2 separate regions of the Homo sapiens genome follow, and region 1 is linked to region 2. A link is a loop called in an ENCODE intact Hi-C map of the cell type or tissue named here. Cell type or tissue: heart right ventricle. All regions are shown on one strand.

Region 1 (8,000 bases), 550 kb after region 2:
TGAGTGGTTGCAACAGAGACCATATGGCCCACAAAGCTGAAGATTATTTACTGTCTGCCCCTTTATCGAGCACTTTTGCTGACCCTGCTCAAGGGAGGGGAATATACTTTTCTGTGATTTACTCTTTACTACCGGTTCAGGCCCAGACTCTGGAAAGTGTGATGCTAATTTCTGGAAGATTGATAACTTGCAAATGATTTCAGTCCAGTAGTCATGAAAATGATTTCTGTCCAGTGTAAAAGATACCCTCGAAGAATACGATTTTATTGACCCTCAGGACATTCATCATTTCTGAGTCTGACTTTGCTGTCTTAGTTCAGCAATCTTTCTGTCCTCCAATGCAGTTACTTTGGTCTTTCCCGTAAGGCTTTGAACTGGTTTTCTCGTCCTGCTGGTCGCCCCACTCATAGGTTAAAGAGATCCTTGACATGTGCTCATTTACTATTTGTGAAAGAGTCACATTCTTACTTTTTTGAGAATTATACATTGACATGAGGACATGGGACCAGATCAGGGGTTAGCAAACTGTGCCCTGGGGAACCCTGAGTGTCTTGGGGAAACCCGAAGTCCCTTAGGTGAACTATAAGAAGATAAGGAGGAGAGAAGTTAGAGTCCCTTACCTCTTCATCAACCAGAAAAGCTCCACTTACAAACCTCCCTTCTGTTTTGTGGTTTTAAACGTAAAATTCCTTGAAAAAAAGAAAAAGCGATTTTGCTGCAAAGAAAAATGTGTTGCACCACCAGACAAGGTGCTCGGGAAGTTCTGGAGTTCCTGAGAGCTGTGTGTGGAGCCAGCAGGGCAGTGCTCAGCTCTGTTGGCTGTTGGGGGCTGTGCATTCCTGGGCTGGGTCTGTAATAGGGCCCTGGTCTGTCTGTGGCTGGGTGGAATGCAGTGTATTTATGTTCCTTCAGAGGAGGAAGAGGCCTCCAGAGAGCCGGCTTGAATACCAACAATTCCCTCAGGTCTTACAAGGGAAAAAAAGTGTGCTTTTCCTTCCTAATTGTGTTTCTTAAACAAACCTGACTGCAGTTGCACGAAGCATGGTCTGTGGCATCCGAGTATTGACAATTTCTCATGAGAACATTCTGCAAACCAGCAGGTCTTCATGTATGCCAGAGAAATGCGGGGCTCACCAGGTGCTGGGAGGGTGCCTGGGACCCTGAGGGTCTGCTGCAGGTCAGGTGAGAGGAGGAAGAGAAGAAACTACTCAGAGCTCTGTGTGTGTGAGTGTCCCTCTTTAATTTTGGGCTTATGTATTTATTTATTTAAGATTTTATTTTATTGTAATGAGAACACTTACCATGAGATCTACCTGTTGCACTCTGGTTGGGGGCAGTCTTAGGGCTTAGTTTGGCCATTGCCTTGCTGGGAGCAAGCCTGTCTTCCCCCGGGGTCTCTGGGGTCTCCTGAGAGCAGGGCCTGGATGGATGGGAGACAGGGGAGCAGCTCTCAGATTCTGAGACACGCTTGCTGGTATTTACTTGGGTTAGGTGAGTCTGTGGTATAGGCCTCTCCATTCTTGACAGATTGATCTTTTTTTCTTTTTAATTGAGGTATGTTAGATTCACATAACAGAAAATTAACTGTTTTAAAGCATACAGGTCAGTGGCATTGACTGCATTCACCTTGTTGAGAAACCATCACCTCTGTCTATTTCCAGAACATTTCCAATTACCCCAAAAGTCAGTCTCTATGAAGCAGTCACCCCCTTCCTCCATCCCTCTACTCTTCGACCCTGGCAACTGCTAATCTGCTTTCCAGCAGAATGGATTTTCCTATTCTGGATATTTCATGTAAATTGAACCCTACAATATGTAACATTTTATGCCTCAGCATCATGTTTTTGAGGTCCATCCTTGTTGTAGCAGAATCAGTACCTCATTCCATTTCATGGCTGAATAATATTTCATTGTATGGACAGACTGCAACCTGTTCATTCATTCCCTTGTTGATGGGCATTTGGGTTGATTCCAGATGTCGGCTATTGTGAGGAGCGCTGCCAGCTTGTTCTTGTCCCACATAAGCCCTTGCTCTCTTGCCAGCCTTGTCACTGAGCACTCACACAGTGACACCCCCACCAAAGAGTCTCCTCTAACTATTTCTGGGCATCCGTGGGGATGTTTCGCACAATGGATGCTCTGTCCCAGGTGCCTGGAGGCAGCCTCTGCTGTTGATGCCCTCTGTGCGCAGACAGCTCTGCCACACCCAGCTGGCATTGCCAGGGGCCCTGTGCCCCGAACCACCAGGCTCATGCTGTGATCTGCTGAGTAGAAGGTCTGTGTGTGGGGCAGGACCTAGTTGTGGGTGGTTTTGTTATAGAATGAGGACCTTGTCATCTCATGAGGGCTTTTGCTTCTTGCCTCTTACTCTGCAGATCTTTTCACTTTGGCTGGTCATGTTCCCCAGAAAGACATCTTCTGGTCTCAGAGGGATAGAAGAAGGGTGACAATTCATTCTGATTTACCTAGGACGTCCCTGGACTTAGCACTGAAAATCCATCACCCTGAGAATGCATCAGTCTCAGGAAAACCAGGACAGTTGGTCATCCAAGATAAGAGCCGGCTTTTTTGGGAGGGGGATGATATCTCATCATTCAGTGTGTTGAGTTCATTTAATCCCCCTTCTTTGAATTAGGTGGCTGAGACTTATCCTATATTGTGCCCCTAAGCCACAAATCCAGAGCCTATTTTCCTGAAGCTGGCTAGAAGTTAAACTTCTTTTCTTCTGTGGGATTGGAGGAGGGGTAGTCACCTTGCTGCCTGGCGTTGAGGAAGGAACCTGGAGATCTAGATTTTATTTTTAAAGATTTTTAAAGCAATCCTCTTGCTTCCAGCCCACCCAGCACTTTTTATTCAGAGCTGATGAATTCTTGAGGTTTTCTGGGGTTCTGGGACCCAGTTCACTTTGCTTCCCATTGTTTCCCCTTTGTCTTGGTTCAGCTTTCAGCTTTGATACATTAGTTCATCCAACCTGTTTTCAGCCTCCAAATACATACATGCACACACACACACACACACACACACACGTATGTATTTGGACATCTCTTCTTGCATTTCTCCCTTTTCTTTTTTACCTTGCAGGCTTATTTATGACTTTTTAGAAATTTATTTGCTGGCATGTGAGTTATTCTCAGGAAGGAGCAGAGAACAGTACATGTTTTCTCTGCCATGCCTTGCAGGAAGTCTCATTTCCTCAACGCGTGAGATGGGCGTTGGGTCAGGCAGAAGCGGGTTCCCATCTTGGCTGGGCTCCTCTCAGCTAAGTGGCCTTGGACAAGCACATTGACCCCATCTGAGCCTGGTTTCCTTTCTAGCCTGGCCTCCCTTCAAAGTAAGAAGAGTAAAGTGGGATGATAATGAAAATAGACCACAGAACTCGTGGGCAGCGCCAAGCTTGGGCCCAACATAGGTGGCTGGGGTTAGGCTCTTTGAAGAAGCTCCTCAAGCCTGCATCTCCCAGGGTCTTCTACAACTTCCTCAGCTCCTTGTCTCCCTGCCTGCCTCTCTCACAGGACCTCAGAACCCATCCAGCAGTCTAAAGGGGACACATTTTATTCCATCCCTGCTTTTCAGCAATTCATTTTCTCTAGGGCTTCAGAGCAAAAACTGCCTCTTCTTTCTGCCAAAGGGCTTACCAGCCCACCCTTTCCTCCAATAGCTGGATTTTGTTTAATTTTTAATTTTTTTTTTGAGGCGGAGTCTCCCTCTGTTGCCCAGGCTGGAGGGCAGTGGCGTAATCTCGGCTCACTGCAACCTCTGTTCCAGTGGGTGTCATGTCTCATGCTCCCGAGTAGCTGGGATTACAGGCACCTGCCACCATGCCAGCTATGAATACCTGAATTTTAAATCCTAGATTGCACTCAGTTTTGATGCCTGTTGCTCCCCATCCCCAGCCTCACCTCTGCCCCGCACACCTACTCTTTTTTGACCCATTCTAGCCAAGCTCAGAGAAAGGCATCTTCCCCCAGGAAGCCTTTCCTAAGTCTGTCAGCCTTCACAGAGGTCCCCCTCACTCTGTGCTTCCTGTTTTTAGGCAAGAGCAGTGGTCCACGGTGCTTAGGTGTTTGGGTTCTTGAATTTGAGTTTGCATCTCGGCTCTGCTATCATACCTACAAGCTGTGCTACCTTGGGCAAATTACTGCACCACTCTGAGCCTCAGTGTCCTCATGAGTAAAACATGAGTTAATAATAGGACCTAACAGTCTCTCATGAGATTGTTCCAGAGATGAAATGATGTGACACACATAAAGAAAATGCAGTGGTTAGCATATACGCGTAAGCACTCAAGACAAGTTTATTACAATGTCTATGTCTGCTGTACTTTGATTTTGACTTGCTTTAACTGCCAGGCTGTATCTAGGGGTGGGAAACTTGTCTTCTTCCTTTTTTTTAATACTTTGCAGCCCCACCCCAGTGGCCCGGGATGTCGTCACGCCCCGGAGCAGGAATCCAAAGATATTCTTGCCTGCTAGTCTTGCATCATCCACGGAGTGACCTTGAGCAGGTCATGTCACTTCTCTGAGTCATTTTGCTTTTGGCAGCTGGGAGACAAATTCCTGCTGAAGTAAGCAGAAAAGAAAGTGAAAAAGAGACTGCAGCTTTTCACAAATGTTTCTTCCCTTCTCTCACAAGTTTATTCCCCACCAGCCCAGCCAGAGATTCTTGTTATCTTAGTTAGATGGTACCCTTGGGGTCTCTGGCTCTCTCTGGCTTTTAATCCTGGCTTTACATTAGAATAAACTGGGGAGATTTTAAGGGTCTTTATGCCAGGGCCTAACCTTGAATCAAGGTGGCTGGAATTTTAGGACATGAAGTTGATGTTAGAGGTCTTTAAAAGCTCCTAGTGAGGCTCATGCTGCTGGCCTGTGGTCCGCACTTTGAGTAGTGAGGCTCTAAACAACCCTCTTGTCCTTCCAGGAAGCATCTATCGGGCATCTGAGTCAAGTAAAAGGTACAATTTCCTTTGACAAAGCTCATCCTTTGATCATTGGGTTTCTCCAAGTATGGGGAACTCCCTTCCTCCCAAGGGCCACATTCTGTTGTTTCACAGTGGCTCTGATGGTCAGAAAGTACTGCTTTCCATGTGACTACAGCCAGCATCCTGGAATTTCCATTCCTTAGTCCTTGCTGAGGGTGGCTTAGGCTGGCCCAGGGAGGTCACCATATATCCACGCTAGCCTTCATCTGAATGGCTCTGTCAGGGGTCACACATCAGGGTCACTCAGAGAGCAGTGCTGCAGAGGCACTCTCATGGGTTTCAAAGAGCCCCACCATTCAAAGGCCCTGGTTCCAGAAAAGAGGCCATCCTGCTAAGCGGCATTAGTCTAATGTTTTCCGAATGCACCTCCACTGGAATTTTCTGGACAATGTGTTCAAAATAACCCACTGAATCAGAATCTCCAGGGGAGGATCCAGGGAGCCTGCTTATTTTAACACTGCTCAGGTGAGGGTTATGATCAGGCTTATGCAAAACGCCTTTAAACTGATTGGATTAGCTAACTCTGGCTGCCGAATGTTCCAGGGAGCAGTTATAAGATGGGAAAGAACCTGTGGCTTAGTGAGGGTGAGCAGGTGGGAGTAGGGGTGTCCAGGCCTGGGAAGAGCTCACATCTGGGCCTGGGCCATCAGCAGGTGGTCTCCCAGGATGATGCTGGTGTGTCGCTGTTGTAGCAGAATCCTTTACTCCCTCTCTCCCTGGATGAGTTCTTTTCTTTCAACCTTATCAGTTCTTGGGAAGAAGAGGAGGCAGAAAAGACTATTTGTATCTCACTCATGCCTAGAGAGTCCTGTTCTCTGGGAAAAGATTTACTCTTTCAGGGTCAGTTCTCTGATTGGTTGGTTTGTTTCTCAACTCCTGCAACAAGAAAATTCACCCTTAATTGAACAATACAGTCCTCTGTATTAGTGTGCTAGGGCTACTATCACAAAATGCCATAGACTGGGTGGCTGACACAACAGAAATGTATTTCTCATGATTCTGGAGGCCAGAAGTCCAAGTAAGGTGCCTGCAGGTTTGGTTTCATTTTGAGGCCTCTCATCTTGGCTTGCATTCGGCCACCTTCTCACTGTGTCCTCACATGATCTCCCCTCTGTGTGCATGCACCCCTGCCTTCTCATCCTGCATTCAATTTTCCTTTTCTTATAAGGACACTGGTCAGATTGGATTAGGTGGATTAGGGCCTGCCCTACTTTGAAGGCCCTATCTCCAAGTGCGGACAGTCACGTGCTTTAGGGCCCACTTATTTGACCTCATTTAATCTTACTACCTCTTTAAAGACCCTATGTCTAAATACAGAAACATTCTGAAGTACTGGGAGTTAAGACTTCACCGTGTGAATTTTTGGAGAAAAATTCGGCCCATAGCGTTCTCCTAGGGCTTTGTAAGTGGGTGACTGATGACAACATTGAGAGGGAGACTGGGAGGAGCAGTTGTTAAACAGGAGTGGGGAAGAAACAAAGAAACAGGGGCTGGAATGCACAACCCCATTGCTGTCTTGCTTTGGTTACCTACTTGTTTTTATTTTTGTTATTATTATTTTTTTGAGACGGAGTCTTGCTCTGTCACCCAGGCTGGAGTGCAGTGGCAAAATCTTGGCTCACTGCAACCTCCGCCTCCCAGGTTCAAGTGATTCTCTTGCCTCAGCCTCCCGAGTAGCTGGGATTATAGGATTGCACCACCAAGCCTGACTAATTTTTGTATTTTTAGTAGAGATGGGTTTCACCATGTTGGTCAGGCTGATCTTGAACTCCTGATCTCAGGTGATCCACCTGCCTTAGCCTCCCAAAGTGCTGGGATTACAGGCGTGAGCCACTGCACCCAGCAGCTACTTGTTTTTAATTTCCAGACTCTCCTGCTCAGTTCTATTAGTCTCTGAGAGTATCCTGTTCTTGTTTAAAGGATATGTTATCTTTTCTTTCTGAGGAATTTTTTTTTTTTTGAGACGGAGTCTCGCTCTGTCACCAGGTTGGAGTGCAGTGGTGCAATCTCGGCTCACTGCAACCTCCGCCTCCCGGGTTCAAGTGATTCTCCTGCCTCAGCCTCCCGAGTAGCTACAGGTGCACACCACTACACCCAACTTGTTTTTGTATTTTTAGTAGAGACGGGGTTTCACCATGTTGGCCAGGATGGTCTCGATGTCTTGACCTTGTGATCCACCCCCCTCGGCCTCCCAAAGTGCTGGGATTATAGGCGTGAGCCACCACACCCGCCCGGAGGATGTTTTTGAAAACCTTCTTCTGCTTCTCTGTTTCTCCCTTTTAGTCTGTTTTGGTTTCTGTGAAGGTGGAAATACTGTTCACATGTCTAGGGGGATGCAGTTGTCTGAAAAACCTGTGGGTGGGCATTTTTTCCAAAGAGTCCCTGATATGGTTTGGCTGTGTCCCCACCCAAGTCTCACCTTGAATTGTAGCTCCCATAATTCCCACGTGTTGTGGGAGGGACCTGGTGGGAGGTAATTGAATCATGGGGGTGGTTTCCCCCATAGTGTTCTCATGGTAGGAGTAAATCTCATGAGATCTGATGGTTTTATAAGGGGAAACCCCTTTTGCTTGATTCTCATTCCCTGTTTGTCTGCCACTATGTAAGATGTGGCTTTCACCTTCCGCCATGATTGTGAGGCCTCTCCAGCCATGTGGAACTGAGTCCATTAAATCTCTTCTTCTTTATAAATTACCCAGTCTCAGGTATGCCTTTATCAGCGGCATGAGAAAAGACTAATACAGTCCCCAAATATCAAATTCCTTGGGTCTTTGCTTTTGGCTCAGCCAGCCTCCCTGGGGAAGAAGCATCTAAGGGTCTGCTTGGGGTTGACAGTGTGTGTGTGTGTGTGTGTGTGTGTGTGTGTGTGTGTGTGTGTGTGTGTGTTGGGGGCCATAGTCACGGGATGCTGAGGAGCTAGAGGATGGCACTGTGGAGCTGAGTTGGAGATAAGGGTCTGAGCCTCACTCTTCAATGGACTGACGCTCATTTACTCCCCTGTTTTCAGTACAGTTCCTCATTC
Region 2 (8,000 bases):
CCTAGGCCACCATTATGTCTGCTTCTCCAGGTTTCTCCCTTTAAATCATTTTCCAGGCTGCAATAAGAGTGATGTTTCTAAACCATGCTAATGTCATTCCCCTATGTAAAAAGCTTTTAAGTGTTTAGTTGGTAGGGATAATCTTTGAGATTTTTTAAACATGGCTTACAAGGTGGTTGCCACTATATTATGTTCAGCTTCTTTCAACTTTTTTTCCCTTAAATGTGCCTTCTTGTTTTCTAGCCTTCGCCAACCAGTTTTTCATTACAGAATACTCTGTCCCACCCCCTTCATCTGGTTAACTGTTCATTATCATTCAACCATTGGTTTAGGTATTATATCCTCCAGGGTCCTTGCCTGTCATTCTAATTTATTTTGCCCTAGAATCCTGTACTGCTGATATGTCATAGCATTTTGCTATATTGTAATTGCTTGACTCTCCCATGGGATTGTAAGTTGTGTGAGGGCCAGGACTGTCTGTGTCTTGTCATGAATGGAACTCCAGTGCCTAACATGGATCATGGAACATGGGACAATGTCAGTACTTTCTGTTGAATGAATGACTTATTTAGCATTTTAGCCATTTATTGTTATTGTTTATCCCTTTGAAATTCATATCCTAGAAAAAAGCTCACGTTCTGATTTGTGGATGAGTTTATAGTAGAACTTCAATTCAAAAGAGTTCCTTCACTTTAAGGAGAAAGAGATAGCTAATAAGAAAATAGGCTTAGCAGGATTAGTTTATGAAGCAGCTATTTTGTCCTTGTCTCATATGTCTGTGCACCTGTTGGAAATTGTTATTGAGAATTCCTATTTCAAGATATTAGCTGTTCAGTTTTGTCTAATATGTACTTTATTTCCTCATATATAAAAATGGAATATTTATGTTGGTTAAGAGCTTGGAGTCTGAAGTAAGAGTTCAGTATGTCTACATCCTAGCTATGGTTTTTACTTGTTCTCTGAACTTGGCCAAGATACAAAACTTTTCTGAGCCTCAGTTTCTACCTTTGTAAAATGAGGATATTGATAGTACCCCATGCCTATAGTGATGGTGTGAGGATTCAAGGAAATAATGGATGCAAAGCTTTTAGTGCGGTGCCTGGAACATACAAAGAACTCCGTAAGTTGTCTGTGATCTTTCTAATTTTTAAGTGATTTCAGTATCTCAGTTGAAAGGGAAGGCTGTGGAAAACTATCAGTTAGAAACTGATATAAGATTATAGTTTACAACTATAAGGTTGTAAAACTATCAGTTAGAAAATTCAGTGTATCAAAGCAACCAATTCCTTGAGTTTCTAGTTAACTAAAATATAAATAAAATTTTCACCATGAGTTATACCTTGTTAATGCTTTTCCCAAGAATACCAATTTCCAACTTTGAATGCAAGATAGAATCATTTCTGAATAAGTGTCCTCCAAGAGTGAGAGGTGTATTTTGAATGTGGCTGTTATTTTTCTAGTTAAAACAGGAATGTAGAGTGCAGGAAAATTAGCTTTCTGTTCTCTACAAATGTTGCTTTTATCTTCTTCAGTAGTTTAAGGAACTTTAAAATTAGTATCTTAATAAAATAGATTTTATCTTGGTAGAAAATATGAGTGCACATGCCAAAAATGGTGTGTGTGTGTGTGTGTGTGTGTGTGTGTGTGTGTGTAGCCCCTTTTAGCCTCTTTGTGGAGATGCAGTATCCTGAATTTCCTACTCATCTGCTTGTTTTTCTTTGCTGGTTGAGTTCAAAAATTTTTTCCTTTATTGAAATTTTACTAAAGTCTGTAGTACTTGCATACCTAGCACAAGTGCTAGATTTCAGTCCAATGTGTCTTCAGATTTGCTTCATTTCACATCATCGAATATGGGATGGGACTTCAGGGTAGGACCAGTCTTCTATGTACCTTCTATTTAAAGAGATCAGAGGTTGGACACAGTGGGTCAAGCCTGTAATCCCATCACACTTTGGGAGGCTGCGGTGGGAGGGTCACTTGAGGCCGAGAGTTTAAGACCTGTCTGGGCAAGGAAGCAAGACCCTGTTTCTATGAAAAAATAGAAATTAGCCAGGCACAGTAGCATGTGCCTATAGTCATAGCTACTTGAGAGGCTGAGACAGGAGGATTGCTTGACCCCAGGAGTTTGAGGCTGCAGTGAGCTGTGATTATGTTACTACTGTACTCTAGCCTGAATGACAGAGTGAGACCCATCTCTTTTAAAAAAAGTTAAAAAAAAAAAAAAAAGAGATCAGCAATGTTATATATCCCTTTAGGCAGATACTTACTTTTGTTTTATGGTAAATAACTTATGTTTGTGGTTAGTAACTACAAAGAAAGTAAATATAGTGTTCAGTCTTTCCTTGAAATGTACTTTGAATTAAAATCTGTATTTCTAGTACAAATATGAGTTAAGATAAAATGTTAAAAAGTAAAAGCCAGTGAAATCCTGTATAGTAAGTTCTTTCAATGTTTTTTCCTAGAGCTGACTTTTTTGAAGATGAGGCGATTGAACAGATTTTGAAGTATAATCCTTGGTGGACTGACAAATATTCAAAAATGATGGCCTTTTTGGAAAAGAGTCAGGAACAAGAAAATCATGCTACATTAGGTAAGAAACTCAAATTCGGCTAATTTGTTTCATTTTAAAATCTCATGGTGTACCACGTTTACTGCCTTCCATATTATTAAGCGTATAGTTGTAATTGCCTTATAATGTTAAAATATGAGTTTGAATTGCTAATTTTGGAAATGACTTCTTTGCCCCTGACTGGAAAATGCCGCTAAATAATTAGGCTTATTTGTGTTGGAAAATTCTTTTGAAGTATGGTTTCCTTTAGAATCATTGGAGTTCTTTTATAATTAATTATTTTTTAAAACCTAAATTTAGGGATATTATCACACAGGACATTTGTAGTTTCTCAATAACCTGCTTAAGAGGTATGAACATTCTTCTTTGGTAAGGACATTTGAGTATTAGTAACGGGCGGGGGGAAGACCCAAGTGGGAAAAGACCTAGATGGACATGTTATTACCAGCTTCTCTAAGTGCAGTGTAGCATTGATATATTAAGACTATACATTAGAAATATAACATTTGCAGACAGATCAAGAAGAGAACACCCATGTTTTCTGTCACACTGATTTGGCTTTTATTTACATATTAAAAATAAAATTTCAATGTTTAAATGGAAAGAATACATATATATGTACATTCTGAAGAGTATTAAATGGAATATAGACTCTTCCCACCCCAAGTTCTTCTTCCCGGAAGTAATCACTATTAGCAATTTTGGGGATATTTTAAAAATATATATTCCCACATCTAAACAGTCGCTTTAAGAAATGTCTACACATAGACTCACGTATACCCGGTTTGTACCTTGTTTTCAATTTGTAGTGTGTGTTGCACATCTTCCATATTAGTATGTAGAGATCTACCTGAAGCTTTTCATGATTACATAGTATCCGGTTGGATATTTTTTTCATGATTGATGGATATTTGGGCTGTTTACTACTGGTGGACATTTGGGTGACTTCCTGTTTTCTGCAGTTGCAAATAGTATATATAGTGGCCTTCTTTGACCACTCATTCTGAAGTAGCTACAGGGTCTCTAATGCATCACAGTTTTTTATTTTCTGCATATCAATGCAATAGCCTGTTATCTGCTATTTTTTCAGTGTCTAGTATAGTGCCTGTTATATAAAGGTACTCAGTAAATATCTATAAATATTGTAATAAATGTTTTTATGGTTAAGTTTTATTAAAGTTTAGGTGAGTTCTACCAGATCAAAAAATTGCTACTATAATATTTTAGAAAATAGAGGATTAGCTTTATTGCATAACAGAAGCTCATTATAGTGACTCTTTTTTTTTTTTTTTTTTTGAGACGGAGTCTTGCTCTGTCGCCCAGGCTGGAGTGCAGTGGCACAATGTCGGCTTACTGCAAGCTCTGCCTCCCGGTTTCACGCCATTCTCCTACCTCAGCCTCCCAAGTAGCTGGGACTACAGGCACCGGCCACCGCGCCTGGCTAATTTTTTGTGTTTTTACTAGAGACGGGGTTTCACCCTGTTAGCCAGGATGGTCTCGATCTCCTGACCTTGTGATCCGCCAGCCTCGGCCTCCCAAAGTGCTGGGATTACAGGTGTGAGCTCCCGCGCCCGGCCTATAGTGACTCTTTGTTATAGATTTATTGTCGTTTTCAACAAATCCTGACTTTTATATTTGAGTTTAAGCAGCTTTCAGAGACTTCTCACATTATGTATATATAGACAAATTTTCAGGTTTAGGATTGCTAACAGAATATAGATAGTTAATTGTACATGCTAGGTAGATCTGATCATGAAGTTTGAACAAACTTAAATCATCAAGTGTGTCAACTGGTTTGAGTCAGTTTCCCTAATTTTAGCACGGTATTTTAATGAGGTGGTGTGGGAGAAAATTGATGGTTGCGTAGTTGAGTTTTCTGTCCACCAGGGTGAGCTAGTTGCCCTAAAAATCAAGAGAAGGCGTTCCCTTTGATTTAAATTCTAACTTGCTCTACTTTGATAAACTGTAGCTTGTTCTCAGTCCAGTTTTCTGTGTCAGCAATGCTCTTAGTCTTCTTTGTGTAATTTTAGCAGGAGATCAAGCCACTCAGTCCTTTTAACCACCTGCCCTCCTGACCCTTCATCTGACCCATGACTGATAGCCAGGCTGGTGCATCAGGAACAGTCATAGTCTGCAAAGCCATTATGGTGATTCATTCTAAAAACCACCTTTAAAAATAGCAAGGACATGTGATCTAAGGTAGACGAACTTGAGCTTTGTGTCGAACAGCGTGTCTCTTCTAATAATACCAAATGTAAGATATAAACTAAATGTAGGCTTGGGGTTGGACTTCTTGTTCCACCACATGCCTGCGATATGATCTTGCACCTTTGGGTTGCTGTGGAATGCTGTACCTACCTCAGAGTTGTCCTGAGATTGAATGAAACGATGTATTTAAAATCCTGTAAATGTTAGAAATTATTATTGTAGAGTAAAATCAGTCACAGGAGAGCCAGGAGTTGGATGGTTTCTCTGTGAAATTACAATTTTTATACATTTAGAAAGCTTTAAGGGAAAGTTCCTTGTTAACAAGATTTCTCTCTCATTTGAAAAATCCTGGTTCAAATATTTGGGGCACTCAGAATTGGAGGAATAAATTGAAGTGTGTTGAGCCAGGATAAAATATGGGGGAAAAGAAATAAACCAAGAAATAAACATCACAGTTTTCTGCTGAACTATGGTGCATGCTGCTGTACCTTTTCTCCTCTTCCTCTTTGTTCTTTGCCTCTCTGGCCTTCTTCCTCTTTGTGTCATAGCGTGGGCTGTTGTCTGTTTAACACCTCCTCATCAGGTGTCGCCAGGCAGATACAACAGTGCAGGTGAGGGGTGTACCTTTGATTCATTCTGTATCATAAAATATTAACCTAGATTGCTTTGAATTCCAGATAAGCCTTAGGTGGTGAACTTTGCTCCCTCTTTTTCTCCCTTGGTTGTAATTCTTGTCGTTTTCATCACAGCCCTGAGTTACAACAGGGAGACTTTTCTCCAGCTTTGTAGTGATCCAGATTTTCCTCCCCAAAGGCTTGTAAATGGAAGTGTTAAACGCCGTGCTTCCCCTGAGCTCTGGTTTCATGAGGATGAACTCACCGCATTTCCCATGTTGTCTTTCAGTGGTTAATCTGAAGCTCCAGAGTCTTGGCACGTTATTGCTTGTTATGACACCACGTAACATTTATAGTCAATGAACTTCCTAGCAGGGACATCCTGTTTGGCACCAGTGAGCCCTTCAGTGTTTGTAGAGATAACTGTCAGTGTCAACTTTGAAAGTTGTAGCACTGCAGGGCTACCCATTTAGGCTGAAGGTTTGAATGCAGCACAATTTTTTCTGGTTCCCTTGATCTGGTTCCAGTGAATGTACAATGTAATAGACAGATGTGCGTTACTCTGAGAGCATTGAGATCCTTTGTGATTTAATTGTTGACCCAGATAAGAGGGATGTTTGGGAGGGGGATTTAGAGAGGAAGGGAGGATTTAAAAGTAACAAAATTAGAAAATATTTGGAAGAGAAAAGTGACTACCTTGCAGACATCTTTCATTTTGATAGTCCCTTTGCAGCCTTCAGACATATTGGTGGGGTTTTTGATGTTGGGAGGTGGTCCTTGGCCATTTGCTTCAATGCTAGGGCACCAGTTTCCTCCTCAAATGTATTGAGAGTTCAGCTGACTTTTGTTTCACTGGAGATTATTTTTAAAAGTATAATTAGCCAAAACATTGTGAACTATATAGCAAAGCTGCTTTGTAGTGTAGCTAAGTCATACAAATGCTTGACAAATGTTATTCATGGTGGCAATCATCCAAGCATTGTTGGCACTGCATCTGTAGTTATTTCCAGTACTGCTGCTAGGTTAGACTTGATTGTGTGCAAACTTCCCCCAAGTTCCCCTTTGGGTGATATGATTTACAGCTCTAATAAAAAAGGCCTTAGGGAGCTCAGACTTTTGGTTTCTCTAGTGATTTCCTGGTTTGTTGTTATTGTTATTTATCATCTCTGATTTCTTTGCTTGAATTTCAGAATTTAAATGCATTTGTGTGTTATTAATGAAGTAGGCCACAGTGGAACTTATAAATGCTCAGTAAAAGGTGGAAGTGTTTTAGGGAAAGTCTAGCAGCTCCTAGTATCCAAGAATTCAGAAGAATAATTCAAGTAGGTTTTTCTTCTGTGCACAGTTATTGAAAATGACTAATGTAGAAATACTTACATGTGGATAATGTAACGTCAGAACCTACATTGCCTAGGTCAACTTTTATAAATGGATAAACGTCGATAGGTATGATTACTTAAAAATGAAGGCATAAATATGTAGAGAGTTGACATGTTGCTAAATAGTTTCTGGGCATGCTTACTTTGTGATTGAGAATTATGTGGGAGCAGGGGTCTATTAGTCAACTAGGATATAAAGACTTTTCTCTAGTCAGAGATCATGAACACCTGGCATTTTCCCATTAGCTAAATTAATGAACATCTCAAAAACCATACCTAAGGGAATACTGTCTCTAACCTTCTTGCTAAATACAAGGAGTCATAAAATATTTTGTCAGGTATGCTTTCTTCCTGCAGTGAGTATATGCCTTCATGCCATTTCCTTAAATCAAATTGCTTAAAATGAACTGAGAGCTTTTATTTAAATTAAGGAACTTCAGATGCGTCCTCCAATGAGGCAGTCAACACTCAGTTTATCTGTCTTATTAATTAAATCCAGTAAATTTTAAATTAAATACAGTTGACCCTTGAACAAAACATGTTTGAAATGCATAGGTCTGCTTATATGGGGATTTTCTTTTGCCTCTGCCACCCCTGAGATAGCAAAACCAACCCTTCCTCTTCCTCTTATTCCTCAGCCTACTCAATATGAAGACCAGGATGAGGACCTTTGTTTATGATGCTGTACCTCCACTTAATGGATAATAAATTTAATCTTAAAGAGACTTCATGTACAATTCAAGGATTGGGGAAACCTTAACTAAAGCTATAAATCCAGAATCTTGTCTTAAAAAAAAAATGGACATATTTGACTACATGAAAAATAAGTGTTTCAATGGCAAAAGGTACCATAAACAAAGTCAGTAGAGATATGGTAGCTTTGGAAAGATGATTAGGGTTTATATCTATAATATACAGGATTCTTAATTTGACAAGACAAGCCATCCAATAGAAAAAAACTGGACAAAACACATTCGAATGGGTCACTCATAAGAGTGCAAATCCAGATTGCCTACAAACCAAGGAACTAGTGCTTAAAGTTGAGCAATTGGAGAAATACTAAGTGAAATAACAATGATAAGTCACTGTTTTAGTTTTCTCTTGCTGCATAACAAATTATCACAAGCTTCACACAGTGTACATTCATGATCTCAGTTTCCATGAGTCAGAAGTTGGGCCAGGCTTAGCTGGGTCCACTGTGTAAGGTCTTGCAAGGCTGTAGCCAAAGAT

Evidence for each region. Hi-C counts contacts between places; a loop is a spot of excess contacts. Peaks named below come from ENCODE experiments on the same cell type or tissue, not always from the same donor. Only the 100,000 strongest peaks of a DNase experiment are listed, where the experiment ranks them.
Region 1: it touches region 2 in a loop (2.6-fold over the local background); 20 of 110 quality-filtered maps call a loop at or near these places.

Annotation. Positions count from the first base shown.
Region 1 is chr3:72,266,684-72,274,683 of GRCh38, reverse strand. No RefSeq gene overlaps it. Among named protein-coding and RNA genes, the nearest start is that of LINC00870, 120 kb to the right of the region's middle. RefSeq lists enhancers at 4,365-4,614, 4,477-5,676, 7,651-7,720. In heart right ventricle, no CTCF peak of the experiment used is centred here; DNase peaks (open chromatin) are centred at 3,233 and 4,453; H3K4me3 peaks cover 226 bases; H3K27ac peaks cover 1,285 bases.
Region 2 is chr3:72,819,014-72,827,013 of GRCh38, reverse strand. SHQ1 (SHQ1, H/ACA ribonucleoprotein assembly factor) reads left to right here. Exons shown (of 11, transcript NM_018130.3): 6 at 2,463-2,590. Among named protein-coding and RNA genes, the nearest start is that of SHQ1, 25 kb to the left of the region's middle. RefSeq lists enhancers at 4,418-4,697, 4,718-4,767. In heart right ventricle, CTCF peaks have their summits at 4,244 and 4,443 (motif pointing right); DNase peaks (open chromatin) are centred at 4,483 and 5,734; H3K4me3 peaks cover 549 bases; H3K27ac peaks cover 1,809 bases.